Regions from separate parts of the Homo sapiens genome. Here region 2 is linked to region 1. A link is an interaction called in ENCODE POLR2A ChIA-PET data of the cell type or tissue named here. Cell type or tissue: OCI-LY7. All regions are shown on one strand. Region 1 overlaps CRISPLD2 (cysteine rich secretory protein LCCL domain containing 2). Region 2 holds the start of LOC105371378 (a long non-coding RNA gene).

The links. Peaks named below come from ENCODE experiments on the same cell type or tissue, not always from the same donor. Only the 100,000 strongest peaks of a DNase experiment are listed, where the experiment ranks them.
Region 2: POLR2A ChIA-PET joins it to region 1 with 8 read pairs; 4 of 35 experiments call an interaction of 5 or more read pairs at or near these places.

The regions. Positions count from the first base shown.
Region 1 is chr16:84,870,723-84,875,722 of GRCh38, forward strand. It overlaps CRISPLD2 (cysteine rich secretory protein LCCL domain containing 2), which reads left to right. Exons shown (of 15, transcript NM_031476.4): 9 at 1,720-1,786; 10 at 2,270-2,400; 11 at 3,198-3,241. Among named protein-coding and RNA genes, the nearest start is that of CRISPLD2, 53 kb to the left of the region's middle. In OCI-LY7, no CTCF peak of the experiment used is centred here; DNase peaks (open chromatin) are centred at 2,469, 2,669, 3,070 and 3,519; H3K4me3 peaks cover 737 bases; H3K27ac peaks cover 2,654 bases.
Region 2 is chr16:84,784,550-84,789,549 of GRCh38, forward strand. LOC105371378 (a long non-coding RNA gene) reads left to right here and starts at 47. Exons shown (of 3, transcript XR_001752293.2): 1 at 47-766; 2 at 863-938. In OCI-LY7, a CTCF peak has its summit at 949 (motif pointing left); no DNase peak of the experiment used is centred here.

The DNA.
Region 1 (5,000 bases):
TTGCTTTGCCACCTGCTGGCTTATTTCCAGCTTTTCACCATTATAAACAGTTGCGGCCAGGTACGGTGGCTCAAGCCTGTAATCCCAGCACTTTGGGAGGCCGAGGCGGGTGGATCACTTAAGGCCAAGAGTTTGAGACCAGCCTGGGCAACTGGCGAAACCCTGTCTCTACTAGAAATACAAAAATTAGCTGGACATGGTGGCATATGCCTATAGTCCCAGCTACTCGGGAGGCTGAGGCACAAGAATCGCTTGAACCTGGGAGGTGGAGGCTGCAATGAGCCGAGGTGTACTGGTGCACTCTGGCCTGGGTGACAGAATGAGACTCTGTCTCAAAAATTAAAAAATGATAAATAAATAGTTGGGATATGCTTGCAGGTCTGGCTTTCTTGACTTTTTGCTTGGAATATATATTTACAAGGGAAGCTGAAGAGCTAATGGATATGAATGTTTAAGTCTTTCTTAAAGATTTTCTTAAACATTAGAGTGATTTACACTTCCATGAACAGCAACACCATCATTGAGTTTTACCCTATTAAAAAATCCTTGCAGGCCAGGCATGGTGGCTTGTGCCTGTAACCTCAGCACCTTGGGAGGTCAAGGTGGGTGGATTGCTTGAGCCCAGGAGTTCGAAACCAGCCTGGGCAACATGGCAAAACCCCCAAAATTAGTTGGGTGTGGTTGTGCACACCTGTAGTCCCAGCTACTTGGGAGACTGAGGTGGGAGGATCACCTGAGCCCAGGAAGTTGAGGCTACAGTGAGCTGTGATTGCGCTGCTGCACTCCAGCCTGCGTGATGGAGTCAGACTCTTTCTTGGGGTTTTGTTTGTTTGTTTGTTGGTTTGTTGAGACTGAGTCTTGCTCTGTTGCCCAGGCTGGAGTGCAGTGGCACGATCTTTGCTCACTGTAACCTCTGCCTCCAGGGTTCAAGTGACTTTCCTGCCTCAGCCTCCCAAGTAGCTGGGACTACAGGTGCCTGCCACCACACGCGGCTAATTTTTATATTTTTAGTAGAGATGGGTTTTTGCCATCTTGGCCAGGCTGGTCTTGAACTCCTGACCTCAGGTGATCCACCTGCCTTGGCCTCCCAAAGTGCTGGGATTACAGGTGTGAGCCACTGTGCCTGGCCTTGTTTTTTTTCAAATGAGAAAAAAAAAAAAAAAAAAAAAAAAAAAAAGACTATGGTTGACCTTCTATTTCTGTGGATTCAACCGGCCTCTGATTCAACCAACCTCAAATTCAACCAACTGCAGATCAAAAATATATTTCTTAAAAAGTGTGTGGTATTACAGTATAATAATAAAAAACTGATACAAATTTTAAAAACAATACAGTGTAACAACTATCTACATAGCGTTTACCTTGTGGTAGGTATTATAAGTAATCTAGAGATGTTTTAAAGCATATGGGAAAAGATGCAAAGGTTATACGCAAATACTAGGACACTTTACATAAGGGACTCGAGCATCTGCAGACTTTGGTATCCTAGGGAAGTTCTGGAACCAATCCCCCACGGATACCGAGGGACGACTGTATTGTGCTTGCGTGAATCAGTCTGCGCCTGGGTAAAGTCTGACTTGTCCAAAAACAATGGAATCCACATGAATGAAGCTTTTCTATATTTAGTAATAGAGCCATCGATGAAAAAAATGATAAACTCATTGTGAGATGTAATCAACGTGCTTATCTCTGAACATCATTTTATTTCTTCCTCGTCAGGTACCAGTGCCCAGCAGGCTGCCTGAACCACAAGGCGAAGATCTTTGGAACTCTGTTCTATGAAAGCGTGAGTGTGGCCAGTCCTCCTCTCAATGGCTTGTGTGGGATCCTGTTGCATATGTTTAAAGCAGGTGGTTGGCTTTAGTAGGAAAAGATTTTCTTTCCACTCCTTAGTCAAACCTGGCATTTCTAGAACTGGGGCGGGTGTATATTTATGGGCTTACAAACTAGCAAAGCCACTTTCGGGGACCAATCCTCCTGAAGGCCAGTCTCCGTCTTAGACTGAGCATTCACACACTGGACCGAGCAGGGAGAAAGGGATGTTTGTCACTCTTCTTAGTTTGTAAAGCAACTCAGATGAGTTTTTAAGGTAAGCAACCCCAGGAACAAATATGTGGTTACAGACAGAGGCGAGAGGCAGGAGCAGAGTGAGCTTTGGCCTGTCCTTCAGGCTTTTAGTGAGTTGAGGACAAATGTTTGGGTATTTCTGGTGAAACTTGCTGACAGAGGTTGAGAATGTGCCTCTGGTCTTCTCTTCCCTTCCCGCCAGTCGTCTAGCATATGCCGCGCCGCCATCCACTACGGGATCCTGGATGACAAGGGAGGCCTGGTGGATATCACCAGGAACGGGAAGGTCCCCTTCTTCGTGAAGTCTGAGAGACACGGCGTGCAGTCCCTCAGGTAACTACTCTGTGATCGGGGCTCTGTGAAACGGTTTTCCTGTTTATGACGGTGTTGTTGAAATTTTGAAAAATACCACACAGGCCGGGCGTGGTGGCTCACACCTGCACTTTGGGAGGCAGAGGCAGGTGGATCACCTGAGGTCAGGAGTTCAAGACCAGCCTGACCAACATGGTGAAAGTCCGTCTCTACTAAAAATACAAAAGTTAGCCAGGCGTGGTGGCAGGCACCTGTAATCCCAGCTACTCTCAGGAGGCTACGGCAGAAGAACCGCTTGAGGCCGAGGCAGAGGTTGCAGTGAGCTAAGATAGTGTCACTGCACTCCAGCCTGGCCAACACAGCAAAACTCCGTCTCAAAAAAAAAAAAAAGAAAACAACAACAACAAAAAAAAAAACAAAAAAAAAACCCACAGCTCTAACTCTAATGCAAATGTGTTTTTATAATTTGATCATGATATTAATAATAACTTCTTTGTAATGTTTTAAATTTATCTTCTTAAAATTTCTTTATTTTGCAGCTGTGGTTAGATTAAATTTATCTTATACATTTGAAAACCATTATTCTTAGAAGGGATCTATAGGCCTCACCAGGCTACCAGAAGAGTCCTTGGTACAAAAAAAGTTAAGATGCCCTGGTCTAGAACATTCTAAGAGCTCTCAGGCTGATAGGAAACAAGTAGAAAAGTGTGAAGTCGAGACTGCAAATAAGATAAGTATAGGAGCAAGCGTTCACTTTTAGAAGCAATTCTATTTGCATTTACCTAATGCCCGTTTTTTTTTTTTTTTTTTTTAAACAGCAAATACAAACCTTCCAGCTCATTCATGGTGTCAAAAGTGAAAGGTAAGCTAGCCAGTCTCTTTTGCGACCATAATACCTGGGTTATCTCAGATTTTCCTGGAAATTTCACTTCCTTTAGTCGCTGATTTAATGTTTATCATGCGTGTGAACATTATGGTTCTCATCATTGTCAAGCCTTTTTCAAGACGTCATCTCTTTAACCAGCTTCTAAGAATATCTGGACTGGAAATTGGCCTGAGATCACTGAACCAGAAACACAGGGCTGAGGTTGCCAGCTGAATGTCACAGACATACTGATGCCTGGGGCTAAAGTGGCTGAGAGGTTTCACTGGGAGTGCCACTTTCTGTCGATTGGTAATGGCTACCTGGAGTGTTGTGTTAAGAAGGATTCTGAGGCCTCCATCTGGGCTTAGTGGAAAACAGAGCTTGATAGATTAGTAATGTCTGCCATGAGCAAGAGAGGGAAGTGAAGGGAAGTGTGTGGCACTTACTTGCCATCTCTGGCCCAGCTTTTTACATTGCTTAGTGTATGTTCATTTGGAAGGTGGGATGCACGATGGGCGAGCACACTCCAACCAGAAGTGAAGGGATGGATCATAGCTGCCCACACTGTGCCCTTGACTAGAATAATCTCAGGCAAGCAAGGATGTAGGAGCCATTCCAGCTTCCTCCCCGGAGCTCTGCCGGCAGACCATGCCTTTGTTTTGGGACAGCAACTCTTATCATTTGCCCTCATGCAAAAGTTCTAGTTAGATATCTTTATTAAAATATGTAGTAGTTTTTTTTCTTATTGCAAAAAGAATGCCTGTTTATTCCAGATAATTTAAACACGGAGTGGAACATTTTTTTGTAGTGATGACCTAAATTCCAGCAGCCAGAGATAACCATCGTGAACACTTTGGCAAATATTCCAGTTTGTTTTCTCTACATATTCAAAGTATGTACATTGGTAATATATACATCGATGACTTTTAAAACTTGAAATGGAGTTACATACAATTTGGTAACCTAATTTTTTTCTTAAATAATTATGTGTCTGGCTGATGCAGCAGCTGACACCTGTAATCTCAGCACTTTGGGAGACTGAGGCGGGAGGATTGCTTGAGCCCAGGAGTTTGAGACCAGCCCTGGCAACACAGCAAGACCCTGTCTCTGCAAAAAACACACAAAATTAGCTGGGCAGGGTGGCACACACCTGTATCTCAGCTACTTCGGAGTCTGAGATGGGAGGGTTGCTTGAGCCTGGAAACTTGAGGCTGCAATGAGTCATGTTCATGCCACTACACTCCAGCCTGGGTGACAGAGCAAGACCCTGTCTCAAAAAAATATATACATATGTGTGTGTGTGTGTGTGTGTGTCAGGAATATATTTCTGTGCCTTTAAATCAAGCTTGTCCAACCCACAGCCCATGGGCTGCATGTAGCCCAGGACGACTCTGAATGTGCCCAACACAAATTTGTAAACATGAGAAACATGAGATTTATGCATGGACTTTTTTTTTTTTTTTTTTTTTTTGTAGCTCATCAGCTATCATTAGTGTTAGTATATTTTATCTGTAGCCCAAGACAATTCTTTTTCCAGTGTGGCCTAGGGAAGCCAAAAGATTAGACACCCTTGCTTTTTTTATTTTATTTTTTATTTTGTTATTTTTTGAGATGGAGTCTCTCTCTGTCGCCCAGCCTGGAGTGCAGTGGCGCAATTTCAGCTCACTGCAACCTCCTCCTCATGGGTTCAAGTGATTCTCCTGCCTTAGCCTCCTGAGTAGCTGGGATTACAGGCACCCGCCACCATGTCCAGCTA
Region 2 (5,000 bases), 86 kb before region 1:
TAGTAGAGATAGGGTTTCACCATGTTGGCCAGGATGGTCTTGAACACCTGGCCTCAAGGGATCCACCCACCTCGAATTCCCAAAGTGCTGGGATCACAGGTGTGAGCCACCGCGGACGACCTATAAAAACTTTTATCCCTTTCATTTTCTCATAGACTCCCGTTTAAGTTCTTGCTCTGTTTTGGGGGAAAGTGTTTATTGTTTGATTTTCTAATAACGAAAACATTAGAGTAGCTTCATTTATGCTGCCTGTTTCAAGCCAATACACTGCTCAGTTGTGTTTGTGTATTTGAAAAGTCCCCTGATAGGAACTTTCTGAGGGGTGCCTGTGTTGTTGGCACATTTGAGAACTAGACAAAATCTAACTCTGTGTCTTTTTTCTTTCTTTTTCCCCTATTATTTGGTTTTGTTTTTTTAACAACCCCTCTGGAGTGTGTTTTGGTTCATGGGATCAGGCCACGTGCCCTGGTTTTCGAGGTATAGCCTTGGCTTTCTTGGGTCGGGTCTAATAACCCTGACCTTGGACTTCCCACGTGTCCTTCAAAGAAAGCAATTATTTTTGCCTATTTTCTGAGTATGATGGTATTCTCCATTTGATTTAACAAAAAAATTCTTCCTCTGCTTTAAAAGACTGAAAGCCTCCCTGTAAGGTGCTGATTGCCTTCCAGATCTGAGGACCCCGTCTCTGCCTCATTCCTCCTGTTTCCATCAGAAGACACAGGTCTGGGACTCAGCGCAGCTGACCTGTCTGTCCCTCTCTGCACAGGTAACCACTTATTTATTGCTGCTTAAAGTAGAGCTTCTGATACCCATGGGGCTGGCAAGAGACCCTGACATTCTTGTCTTATTTTATCACATACAGTTTACTCCTGGGCTCTGCAGAGAGAAGTCAGTGCCTCAATTTTCCATTGAAATATGCACCCTTGGCATCCTGGCAGGTGAGCGGCGCCCCCTTAGGGCTAATACAGTGACATAAAATGTGTCATATTTTTGGCTGTGTGGTGGCTCATGCCTGTGATCCCCACACTTTGGGTGGCTGAGGCAGGCTGACTGCCTGAACTCGGGAGTTGGAGACCAGCCTGGCCAACATGGTGAAACCCCATCTCTACTAAAAATACAAAAATTAGCCAGGCATGGTGGCATGCACCTGTAGTCCCAGCTACTTGGGAGACTGAGGCAGGAAAATCCCTTGAACCCGGGAGGCAGAGGTTGCAGTGATCTGAGATTGCGCCACTGCACTCCAGCCTGGGCGACCGAGTGACACTTGGTCTCAAAAAAAAATTAATTGTCATATTTTTGAAAAAGTATATTAGCTTTGCAATGAGTAAAGTTCACTCTCTAGGAAGATGTCCCTGTTTCCTGTGGCTACAAATGCTCCCTGCCACACTGGGAGGCCGCACCTCACTGCGCCGGAGTGCAGTCTTCAGTGGGGTCCTCTGCTGTGACCGAAAGAAGGGTGCAGCCGGGCCTGCTTCCAAGGCTAGGGTCTGAGACCTGGAGTGTGTCCATGGATATCAGATGTTGAGCTACAGGGGACCGGCAGCCCACAGCAGCACCCTCGGTGGCTACCTTAGGGTGTTCCTGTGGGCCTCCCCCCACCAGCACCTCCCTCCAGCTTTCCTGCCTCCATCCCCCCTCCAGGACACTTCCTCCTCTGGCTAAAGGTTTGGCACCTTTCATTTGAGAGAGATTAACAGCAAACACACAGGGCTTTCTGCAGGCCAGGGCTGCTGCTGAGCTTTTGCCAGGCATTTGGTCCTCTGCCAAGCCCATGCATAGTTTCTGTCTACATTGTGCAGTTGGGGACTTGGCACCTGCCCAGCACCTATGCTTGGGGCCCCTCCTCTGTGCTGCAGGCGGGTGTTCACACCCTTTCATACCCGCTGTCATCTCCCTGCAGCCCACCCTGCTTGACGAGGTCATCACTGGTGCTTAGGAGTAAACTGGAATGGCAGACAGAGCCCAGTGGATATTGCAGAGGAACAGAAGGAAAAAGATGTGCATGACGCCTCAGTGCTTGCAGCATTAAAGCAAAAAAAAAAAAAAGAGCAAAGTAGCACAGTGATTAAATAGTCGGGTGCCTGCATTCCATCCTCACCTGCTGTGAACCAGCCACATGACCTTGGACAGGTGGCCTGGTGCCTCCTCTGGGTAGTGGCTGGGAGTGGCACTGTCACCTAGGCCCTGTCACCTAGGCCCAGGGGCAGGAGTAAGCAAGGTAGCAGGTGTGATCCATTAGCACAGCTGATGCTCAGTCACGGTGGCCCTGGCACTCCTCAGAGGGCCCCTGCCATGCCTGGGGGAGGAGGGGCTGCAGTCCGTGCCCAGTGAATGTACCACCTGCCTGACATCGCAGCGTCCACTCTGGCAGATGCGACACCACGCCTAGTGAGGTCTGAACAGGGACCCTCAGCAGTGCGCCCACAGGTGCACATGAGTGATGACCATAGCTGCCCGCTGGTTGTGCCCTCCTGGGCAGGAAGCACACCAGGGAGCCCTGGCAGAGCAGGCCCTTAGGGAGCACCCAGGAGGGCCTGGGGCTGGGGCCTCGATTCTGGGCAGCCAGCCTTCGGGACCTTGGTCACGCGCCTACCTGGACCTCTGCCCCTGCCTGCCCTATCCCTCATTAGAATCCCAGCCCTCCTGGCTGTTCTGGGTACTCTGATCAAGCCAGACAGTGCTAGTTCAGCACTGAGAGAGTGTGTCCTGTCTGGTCAGGGACCACCAGGGTAGACAGACATTCACTCCTAAGTTCCCACCGAAAAACAGCACGAGGGTATATTGGGCAACCAGGTGAAGACTGTTCCAGAGCCAGTTATCCCAGAGGAGCTAGGAAGCCTTTCCCTCTGCTGTCTTCCTTTTACTCAGACACGTCCTCCAGAGCTGGCTGCATGTGCATTCCCTCTGCTTTCCTGGAAGTCCCCTCCTTTCCATCTACAATGGGACTTTTAAAAATACTCACAGTCACTAGTGCACAAGAAGAACCATTCAAAGCCGGCATCCAACCTCAGATTTGCAGCAACCTAAGATTTGTTTGCAAAGGAATAGAACGATAAAGCTTCAACCCACCCACGTTTATAACTGAGAAGAAAACACACACTTCATTTGGTAAATACAGCAAACAACTGAAAGTATGCTTTGACTCTGTATTGAGGCCAGTTAGGGGATGGAAAGGGTGAGGCTAAGCAGGTAAAGGAAATGGAAGAGAAGGTCAGGAGAAGGAAAATGTGAGCTAGGCAGGCGGCTCATGCCTGTAATCCCAACACTCTGGGAGCCCAAGGCAGGAGGATCATTTGAGTCCAGGAGTTTGACCCCAGCCTGGGTGAAATAATGAGACTTTGTCTCTACTAAAAAAAAAAAAAAAAAAAAAGTTAAAAACAGTAATAAAAGGAAAATGTAGAGGGGAGAAGCAACTGAGAAGAGAGGGGAGAGTGAGAAGGAATGAGCAGGGAGGTGGAGGGCGTGGGGGTGGCTTTGTTTTGGCCTCATCTTTCCAGGGAGACAGCCCTGTGGCGATGGCCAGGCCACGATGCTAGGCTGCTCTTGGTCATTACCAGCCCCTGAAATCAGCGTCCTCAACCCTAGCCCTGTCATCTCTGCTGGGAGTGGGTCTCTATTTCTTTTCTGCAATTTACATTTAAAGCAGAGTTTACCCTGGAATTCTGAAGGTTTCGGTGTTGAGGTATGGTTTGCATTTTAGAAATTCATTTTGGAAATGTGAAGATGTCTTCTATGCGGCTTGAAAGCCCGTCTGACGTTCACAAGCTGTATGGCTCAGGTCTTCAGTGCCTGAAGGTTATACAGCAAACCCACCTTGACTTTGACTTCGGAGTCTTTTCCTCCTGAAGCCAAATCTGTTTCAGCATTCTGGTCTCGTTAATTCTCATGGTGACAGTATATTAATATGAGCCAAAGAGAAAATAAAATTCACTGAAAGAAAATAAGGCTGAGCCTCATTACGCCTGTAATCCCAGCACTTTGGGAGGCCGAGGCGGGTGGATCATCTGAGGTCAGGAGTTCAAGACCAGCCTGGCCAACATGGTGAAACCCCCGTCTCTACGAAAAATACAAAAATTAGCCAGGAGTGGTGGCACACGCCTGTAATCCCAGCTACTCTGGTGGCTGAGGCAGGAAAATCTCTTGAACCTGGGAGGCTGAGGTTGCAGTGAGCTGAGATTGCGCCACTGCACTCCAGCCTGGGCGACAGAGTGAGACTCCATCTCAAAAAAAAAAAAAAAGAGAGAAAATGAGAATAAATAAGCAGCCATTCCACCTCTTGGGTCAAAGCTTCCAAATTTGCTTTTTCTCCAAGGAGTGGCAGCCACAGCAAAACATCTTCTGCAGCGTCTGGCCAGGGCGTTACTCCAGCCCAGTTTTGCCCTGGACTAGATTGAGTCAGGTCGTGCATGGAACGCAAGCACAAACCACGGTCAGCTCCTCGAGACTGACCCACTGGCCCACTGAGCAGAGGAGCCCCTGGGTCTCTGGACGCTGCCCAGTTGTTGACATCCTGAGGCAGGTTTGCGGCTGATGGAGCAACAGGGACGGGCTGGGCCCGGCACCTTTTTCACGGAAATGATGAGCTCTGGACAGCAGTGATGCCAGGGCCCATAAAGCCTCAGGCGCCCGTCATTGCTGCTGCCTGCGTGTGCTCGCTCACCGCGACGGCGGCGGGCTGGAGGAAGCTGTGCAAGAGCCAAGTGTCTACCATGAGTCTGCATGTTCATATGGTTCAGATTTGCCTTGGAATCCCCGCGAGCCAAACTCTTTCATTTCACTTAGTAAAAGGGATGCATTGACTCAGATGTTCTGTCCTATTTAAATGAGAGGGGCGCGGGAGGTGATGGAACACAAAACCATGAGCCATGGCTTTGCTGGGGAATGCTGTGGATCTGGTGTGTGATAGAGAGAGAGTGTGTGTGCGTGTGTGTGTGTGTATGGCAAAGTGCACAAATCGCACGTGTACACCTCAGTGGCTTTTTACACATTTAGACGTGTGT